Regions from separate parts of the Homo sapiens genome. Here region 2 is linked to region 1. Evidence: read pairs that join two places in POLR2A ChIA-PET (ENCODE). Cell type or tissue: PC-3. All regions are shown on one strand. Links, peaks and the distances in the headings refer to the core of each region. The heading gives the core; the rest is flanking DNA. Region 1 overlaps SMG1 (SMG1 nonsense mediated mRNA decay associated PI3K related kinase). Region 2 overlaps TMC5 (transmembrane channel like 5).

The links. Peaks named below come from ENCODE experiments on the same cell type or tissue, not always from the same donor. Only the 100,000 strongest peaks of a DNase experiment are listed, where the experiment ranks them.
Region 2: POLR2A ChIA-PET joins it to region 1 with 5 read pairs; 1 of 35 experiments calls an interaction of 5 or more read pairs at or near these places.

What each region holds. Positions count from the first base shown.
Region 1 is chr16:18,803,093-18,807,489 of GRCh38, reverse strand. SMG1 (SMG1 nonsense mediated mRNA decay associated PI3K related kinase) reads left to right here. Exons shown (of 63, transcript NM_015092.5): 63 at 1-2,630. Among named protein-coding and RNA genes, the nearest start is that of ARL6IP1, 3.7 kb to the right of the region's middle. In PC-3, for the core only: no CTCF peak of the experiment used is centred there; no DNase peak of the experiment used is centred there; H3K27ac peaks cover 880 bases.
Region 2 is chr16:19,428,791-19,433,187 of GRCh38, reverse strand. TMC5 (transmembrane channel like 5) reads right to left here. Exons shown (of 22, transcript NM_001261841.2): 2 at 2,548-2,775. Among named protein-coding and RNA genes, the nearest start is that of TMC5, 13 kb to the right of the region's middle. In PC-3, for the core only: no CTCF peak of the experiment used is centred there; no DNase peak of the experiment used is centred there; H3K27ac peaks cover 2,028 bases.

The sequences.
Region 1 (4,397 bases), core at 234-4,233:
GCAAGTTAAGGAACCTAGCGCATCAAATTTTGTTTTCTTCATTCATTTGGAACCTTATTTTCGCAAAAAACCTAGCTGGAATAATAATGCCATATTGTATTTTGCACACTGCTTTATTTTCTAGAGGCTCTGGGAGCAAATTACATTCATCACATTACCTCTGCTCTCTCAAGATTAAAGTCTTTCAGCAACATTCTTTATTGTCATCATAAGGAAAAACTTTTATCGCAATGATAGTCAGTTCACATTAGTTTAGCACTATAGATAGTATTCAGAAATTGCTTTCTCTTTGGTAAAGAAGATAAATAGGTGAATTTTATTGCCTGTGTTTTCAGGCTTCAGAGGTACCTGGCACCTTACTCAAGCAAAAACAAAAAACAGCTTTACTTCAAAAGCATGTGCCTCTGGTAAATTATCCATCACTTTTGTTTTAAAGTGGTCCCTCCAAGAATAATGTGGCATACACAGTGGGTTTGGTTGTAAGGCAGATGTAATAGATGACTTCAAAAGCCTGCTCCTTACTGCACTCTGGACAAGGCCCTGGTCTGTATAGTTTGGCTTCCTCTGTTAAGTCATTCTACAAGGTGACTTGCCATTTGAACTTTCGTAAGAGACCTCAGCAGTTAGACTGAGAAAAGTTAGAGTGCTGTAGTTATGAAGTCATACATTTTTGATAAAATACCTGTGGAAAACCAGGGATCCTCTCCTGTTTCTCTCTCTTGCCTCCCCCTTTCCCTCCATTCCTCTGTCGCCTCCCCCTCTCCTCCACTTTCTTTAAGAATCAGGGGGTACAGAATAACCTACAAACAACCTCTTCAAAGTACCCTTGGAAATTGAAGTTCAATCTTAAGTTTTTTGCTGTCTTTAATTTACTAGAATTGCCTAATTTTTAGTTGATTTCTCTACAGAGCTTAGCTTGTGTAGTTATTTCTCTTTTACTGTTGCTTTGGTGTGTCTTGAAGTTTGATTGATTATTTTTGGTCATTGAGTTCTTAGTGTAGTTTGCTAGATGATTATTAAGATTCTTTTGTGTCTGACACTTGTGGTGAGTTGCTTTTGAAATCTGTTGAGATTTCCATGTGAGAACTGATAATCAGGCTCTTGATCTGCTTCCCTAAATTACTTTTTTAGAGCCCAAACCCCAGGTTTAGGGTGAGGGTTTGTAATACAAAGAAACACTTCCATCACTTCTGCCCTTAACCCTTGCCTCTATTACCTAAGCTTAGTAAGTAGTTTTCTTAATATTGTCCAATGTTTGGTGTTATCTGCATTGTTTTTTGTTTTTTTAATTGTGGTTGTTCTGACGTGTGAAATTTAAGGAAAGAGCCATTTTTTAAAAATGCCGAGCAGGGCAATGCAAGTACAGCCAAATATTAGACTTGATGTGCAATCTTCGGTCCTTTTTAATCTGGGGTATTATAGGCAGTACTTTAAATTGCAAAGTCTTCCGGGCCTATTTTCCTCTACATTTTTGTAATTAACTCTGGGGGCTTACTTGTTTTGGCAGTACTGAAATCAAAGGAGCTGGTTCTTCTTTTCTCCCAATTATTTTCATATGAAAGCACCTACAATTAGCCTGTTAGTCCTATTCAGATACATCAAATATCAGTGAATGCTTTACTATTCGCACATTTAAGCATCTTTGTTTTACATAAAATTAGAGTATGAAAACCAGTGTTCAATTTTTTATCTTGTTGAGCTTGTAAAATGCCAGCAATTTAAAACTAGGACTTTTCCCCCCATAAGCCAAGGAGGTAGAATTACTAATACAAGGGTTAAAGAAGGTAGATTTTGTTTTCAATATTTGGGTAATATTAGAAAGATTCTTCCCACAGGGAAGAACTAGCAAGTGTCCCAATTTTTTCCAAACGTTGGGGAGGGGAAAATTCACTGTATCATGAAACCCTAAGGGTTTGTTGCACTTCCTGCTTTTTAGGCCTGGATAACAGTATCACCATCCTTATTTACAGAAGGGTAAAACTGACTCTTAATGAGAAAAGCTTTATAAGTTCAAGGGCTGTAAAATATGAACTACTTAGGGTCGTTTGCCTTCCATGGGAACTTGGCTAGACTTAGAAAAAGCTGTTTGTTGTGCTAATGTAAAAGTGTCATACAATTTAGAAGATTTTTGAAGATGGTAAACTTAGAAGAATTCTATGTTCTGAAATGCACACTTTTAGAATGTTTTTCTTTGAAAACAGGCTAATAGTTTTTTCTTTTTTTGACAAAGTTTCAGCTCCTCTTTAAAGTTATTGTGTCATTTTTCTGGTTTAAATTTCCCTTATATTTCCACCTGTAATGTCAGTGGCAACAACATCATACTTCACTTACTTGTTAATTTACTTTTTACCCTTATTCTAAGAGCAAGTTGAGTTGAACTGAATCTTCCTTGTCTTAGTAACAATGTATAAATAGTGGCTTTTCTGTACAAAAGGTTGTAATGCCTCCTGATGGATATAATTTTGTGATTGTATTTAAAAGTTGAATAAATCACACCAGCTTCCTGAAAATGTTCATAATGCATCTTTTGGAAAACAAATACATGCCTACTTTGTGCATATTTGCATTAACATGGCAAAGATTGTATGAAATACCTGTTTTTCAGAAAATAAAGGTTCAGTCTCAAAAGATACAGCATTTAAGTTCTGAATTTATTGGTCAAAATAGATTTTGGAAAACTTGAAACCTTTTGGAACCTGGGTAGCTTGAAAAAACAAAACGACAGGGTCTCCCTATGTTGCCCAGGCTGATCTCGAACTCCTGGGCTCAAGTTACACTCCCACTTCAGCCTCCCAAAGTGCTGGGATTACAAGCCTGAGCCACTAAGCCGAGCCAAGCCTAGTCTTTTTTTTCTGAATAGCACTAATACCTCAAAAAAGACCCCTAAATTCTCAGAAAAGTAACTATTTTATTCTCAAACATCTGTTGTATTTTTGAATAGCAGTAGAAATTCTACTTCAACGATAAAATTCTTTGTGTTAAGGCCCAATTTATAAAGCTTAATTTTGGCAGTATTTAAAAACAAAATTCCCGTAGATCATTATTGACAGATAGGTGCATTCCTTGGAGTGTGAAACCTCTGAAAAAAAATAGAAAATGTCCAGCTTGGCTTTATATCTTGGAGATTGCATTTGTTGCTGCTAAATGAAGTTAGTAAGATTTGTGTTAACTGCTTAGTCATCTGGCACATTTCAAAAGATCACATCCTGTCTCTGTAGGACAAAAACAAAGCTCTAAAGAAAGCTATGTTAAGGGTGGGTGTTTTTTAATAATTAGACCAATCGGAAATTTAGTGAGAGACCATATAGCAGGGCTGTGCATTTAGAAATAGGTATGGGAATACATTGTTAAGTAACAAAAAATACTAAGTGGAGAAACTGCTGTTTCAGTTGCTTCTGTTTTTTTCACCTACCTTCATTTCACAAGCTGGTGTTAACAAGTCTTAAGTTGTGCATGGAAAACTTGGGTGAAAACAAGAAGCATATTCTGCAGCAAAAGCTGATTTCCCAAAAGTAGAAATGTCAGTTTTAAACCCTAATAAAATACCCTCTCTTTTGGAAGTGGCTATTACTGTGGGTCTAGCAAGATCACATACCCAGTGCTCAACATATTCACTAATTATGTGGCTGCTGATTGCTTCGATCTTTTTGACTTTTTTTTTTTTTTTTTTTTTTGAGACAGGTTTTTTGCTCTGTCACCCAAGCTTAAGTGCATAGGTGCAATCATAGCTCACTGCAGCCTCTATTTCCTGGGCTCAAGGGATCTTCCCTGCCTCCCCATTTGTATTTTTTTTTTTTTAGGGGCGTGGAGAAGAACCTGCTCCTCAGACTCCATAGCTTTAAAATCTCTCCAAATAGCGTCTCTGTCAACTGGCTGTATCCTGCCTTTACAACTTCTTTACCCCAACATTCTCCAAAGTGGCACTTTATTGAACAGTCAGCTTCCCTTGCAAAGACTTTTTTTCAAGTGCTTCTCCCTGATTCAGATACTTCACTCCCCTTTCCCCGAAAGACCCACAGCAAATTGACACCCTTCCATGAAATTCACAATGCTCCTGCCCTTGCCCAGCTCTCTTAGGGGCAGTATGTGGTCTGCAGCTATGTTCTCTCACATTTATGACTTCCTTGAACATTTAAGAACCTGGTGGTTACTTAAGGAACATTTTAAAAATAAATTTAAATTCAATGGCCGAATACAAATGACCATGAGATTGGAAGTTAAAACCTGTAAAAAAGATAAAAGGTTGGAAGTTAAAACTATAGTTAATTCACCTGAAACAAACATCTGATCCGGACATTTGGCATGATTCTGTTTGTATCAAACGATGAAAAATCGGCCGGGCGCGGTGGCTACTGCACTACAGCCTGGGCAACAGAGCCAGGCTGTGTCTCAAGAAA
Region 2 (4,397 bases), core at 219-4,218, 630 kb before region 1:
ACCTTTATGTTTTAAGACATTTAGATTTTGAGATAGTGTTATTTTGATGCAGCAGAGTTTAGACTAGCCTGACTGATACAAATCATTTTGGTCTTTGTTTTGAATCTTTGACAAATTTATATATATGTATGTATGTATATAACTTCATATTGTATGCGTATATGTGTATTATATGTGTATATTATATGTATATACACACAAAGATATCCATACAATTTATGTATATATTTATTCATATCTACATATATAATAGATCTACACATATAATATACATTATATATACACATTCATAGAACACACATACAAAAACACACATAGATTAGATAGACAGATAAATAGACAGATGGGTAGATAGATGATAGATAGATAGAAAGATGGATGTTATATGTGATCAGCCAACAATTAGCTTCAAGTCTGTTGGACAGTTCTCTGTTCCATTGCCATTTGACAAGAGCTTGTGTATTGCACATCTGTTTCACAGTTGGGAACAAATGCTGTAACCATACCACCTGCACTGCAACAAATACCTAAACAAACAAAGAGCTAAACCCACAGAAAAGGATTGGGAAAGAGAGAGGAGGAAATGGCCATAAGGAAATAGTCTCTCACACTGATGTCACATGAAGTGGGAGTGGCCTTCTGAGAACCTTACCCTTAGCTTCCTGTTAACTATTAGAGGAGTAAATGAGGTATGCTGCAGGTTCAAAGGAATGATACTGTTTCCTGTTGCCTTGGAAAAAGCACAAAGAGGGTACTATCCTACTTTCTTTCTTCCTGGTTTTTCTCTAGCACCTCCTCAATAAGGGCTATTGAACCATCTATTTCAATTCCTCCTTTCCATATCCCATTTAGGGTTTCTCACTTCACCATTTGAATGGTTTTCAATCACATGCCCAAGCAATGACATGTCTTCTAAGGCTGTTAATTGAGGACTCCTTACTTGATGTTGCAAGGCTTCCTGGTTCGAATGGGTCATCTAAGTATCTTGTGTTTGTCATTCAGCTAATTCAGAAATCTTCTAGGGATCAATTACATCCTAGAATATGGATGAGGTCACAGTCAAGCTATTTACCTGGCTCTCTGCCGCCTCCCACTTCTCCCCGCCTCAAGCTAACATAAGGCCAGGCCAGCCACCCACGAGTTCTGTTCTGCACCACCAAAATGATCTCACGAAACCCAGACACTCAGCCAGAATTGCTAAGGATTGTCAGGCCAAGCTTTGTGTATAATGACAAAAAACTGGGAGCAATTCAAAAATTCATCAACAGGGGATGGGCTGAATCAGTCACAGGACATCTGCACAGTGGAATACCATGGAACCGTCACAAAGAATGCTTTAGATCTACAGGTGCCAGCAGAAGATGGCCAGCTGTGATTCTTATCTTTAATCTCCTTTTCCCATCTCCTGCCCTGGGCCTGGCTAGAACATGTGATCATGAAGCCTGTGAATTGTCCAAAGGTTAATTTTTCTAATTGAGGCCATTTATTACCTGAAAGACAGGAAAGAGAAACCAGGGCCTTACAAAACAGCAAATTGACCAGCACCAAGAGCAGGAAGTTGCCCCGAGAGAGGCAAAACAAGGCCACAAAGTCCAATTTCAGCCGTACATTTTGTCTTCTTCTTCTTCTTTTTTTTTTTTTTTCTGAGATGGAAGGTCCCTCCTGTTGCCCAGGCTGGAGTGCAATGGCACGATCTCGGCTCACAGCAACCTCCGCCTCCTGGGTTCAAGCGAGTCTCCTGCCTCAGCCTCCCAAGTAGCTGGGATTACAGGCACCTGCCACCATGCCCAGCTAATTTTTTGTATTTTTAGTAGAGACGGGGTTTCAGTATGTTGGCCAGGCTGCTACCGAAGTCCTGACCTCAGGCAATCCACCCACCTTGGCCTCCCAAAGTGCTGGGATTACAGGTGTGAGCCACCGCGCCCGGCCCCCACGTTTTATCTTCTAACGGGGTGAACTTTGTCATGAAAACCCATGATTAACCTCTTAACATAAATGAAATCAATGTTCTATATGCTAGTGATGATCCTGTAAATAATGTAAGATCCCTACATACTTAAGACCCACAGTTAAAATTATGAAAATGATTCTACAGAAGTTTTTAACTAGTTCCAATGAACCATCATTTATTTGACTTAAAACAGACCAAATAATTTTTAAAAAATTGTTTTTGTTGTGGCGCGTGCCTGTAATCTCAGGTACTCAGGAGGCTGAGGCAGGAGAATTGCTTGAACCAGGGAGTGGGAGGTTGCAGTGAGCTGAGACCGTGCCACTGCACTCCAGCCTGGCGACAGAGCGAGATTCAGTCTCAAAAAAAAAAAAAAAAATTGTTTTTATTGCAGAGAGTGGAGAGAAGGAAAGAAATTAGTCCCAATAAAATTCTGTTTTGCCATCTAAGGATATTAAAGGCAATGGCAGCTATCACAATTGACTATCACCATTATCTCATAAAACATTTTATGGACTTAAAAAAAAGAGAGGGAGACCCCATCTCAAAAAGAAGGGTAGTTTATTTAACCGAATAAATTCAGCTGTATGAAAACTTACTTTTTTGCCCTTATTGTTCTTGCTTTGTCCCAAGTAGATGCAAATGTTGTGCAAACCAACTTGATCTTAAGATGTTGTTGAGAACACTGGAGTCACGTGTCCATGGGTCCTTCAGGCTGGCTTTTGATGGGAGCTGGGATGCAGATGATTTACGGAGGGTTATAATCTGTGATGCTGGTCTGAAGTCTGAATATTCCAAGTTGCTGACTGCAGGCAGAGCCTCATGTCCTGAAAATCAGAAGACAGAGGACTTAAACTTCCATAAAAGATGGGCTCATACTGTACAACCCAATCCTGTGCATTTGGAAGCAGAAAACACTGCCTCAAATGGCTTCCTGTTTTCTCTTCTCTTAAAAACTTGAAACATTAGACTACAGTGAAGCATAGAGAAGAAAAGGTCAAATATTAACTCATACTAATCTTTTTCATATGAATTCCAGACTTGCATTTGTTTTCTTAAGGAAATAAAACATTTCTGGTGAAGCTCTCTAATACCTCTTCCTAATCCAATTTTCCAGTGTCCTCTTCCCTGTCTGGAAGGTGCCACTATCGTAAATGTGGTGTGTGACTTTCCAGGGCATATGCTGTTCATACCGTGACCACTGTTATGAGTTGAGTTGCATCCCCTCAAAAAGGTATGTTCAAGTCCCAGTCCGCAGTACTTCAGAATGTGACCTGATTTCTAAGTAGGATCTCGGTGGAGGTAATCAAGTTAAAATAAGTTCACTGGGGTGGGACCTAATGCAACATGACTGGTGTCCTTATAAAAAGGGGAACTTTGGGCCAGGCACAGTGATTCCCGCCGTAATCCCAGTACTTTGGGAGGCCGAGGCAGGTGGATCACCTGAGGTCAGGAGTTCAAGACTGGCTAATTCTAAAAATTCTTGAAAGGCTATGAAAAAGAATTTAAAAAAGAAGAAATCGCTCATTCCCAGGCACCTCATTTCAACCAAAGTTTCACATTAGCGGTTCTGGAAGCTCCCATTCTTTTTGCAGGCACCTGATCTTGGACAGACAACTCCAACACAAGGATGATGGCCCCCACACATGGACGAGTGGTTGCCAGAGCACCAGGTCATGGGACGCTCACACACAGGCACATTTCAGCAGAGACATTGATTTCGTTTGCTTGCCTGCTCTTGATTGCTCTTTCTGGGAATGTGTATTAGTGTAATGATTACTTTGGCTGTCAGCCTCGATGCCATGACAAATAAATGCCAGGAACTCCTTTATCTGCAGTGTGTAATGTTTAGGACCAGGAAATAAAGGTAATGTCAATAGTCTCTAAATAGCAAGTGAGAGCAATAGCTTCCATCACTCAATTAACAAAGCCTTCCTGTAAATAAACATTTGTTAGTATTGAGATCCATGTTGGCTTTTCAGAGTGTCAGGCACATTCACAGCCATACACTTAGACTCCTTGGAGCCTAAGAAAATGAGGCCTATGCTTAGAAAATAAGGTCTGTGGTTTCAAGACAGCAAGATCAAACCTATGAATAGGAAAATAAAAATACTGGTCGGGCATGGTGGCTCATGCCTGTAATCCCAGCACTTTGGGAGGCTGAGATGGGCAGATCACTTGAGGCCAGGAATTGGAGACCAGCCTGACTAACATGGCGAAAACCCATCTCTACTAAAAATAAGAAAATGAGCCAGGCGTGGTGGCTCGCACCTGTAATCCCAACTACTTGGGAGGCTGAGGCACAGGAATTGCTTGAACCTGGAAGGCGGAGGTTGCAGTAAGCCGAGATCATGCCACTGCACTCCAGCCTGGGCAACAGAGAGAGACTCTGTCTCAAGAAAACAAAACAAAACAAAACAAAAAAGGAAAATATAAATACAGCAAAATA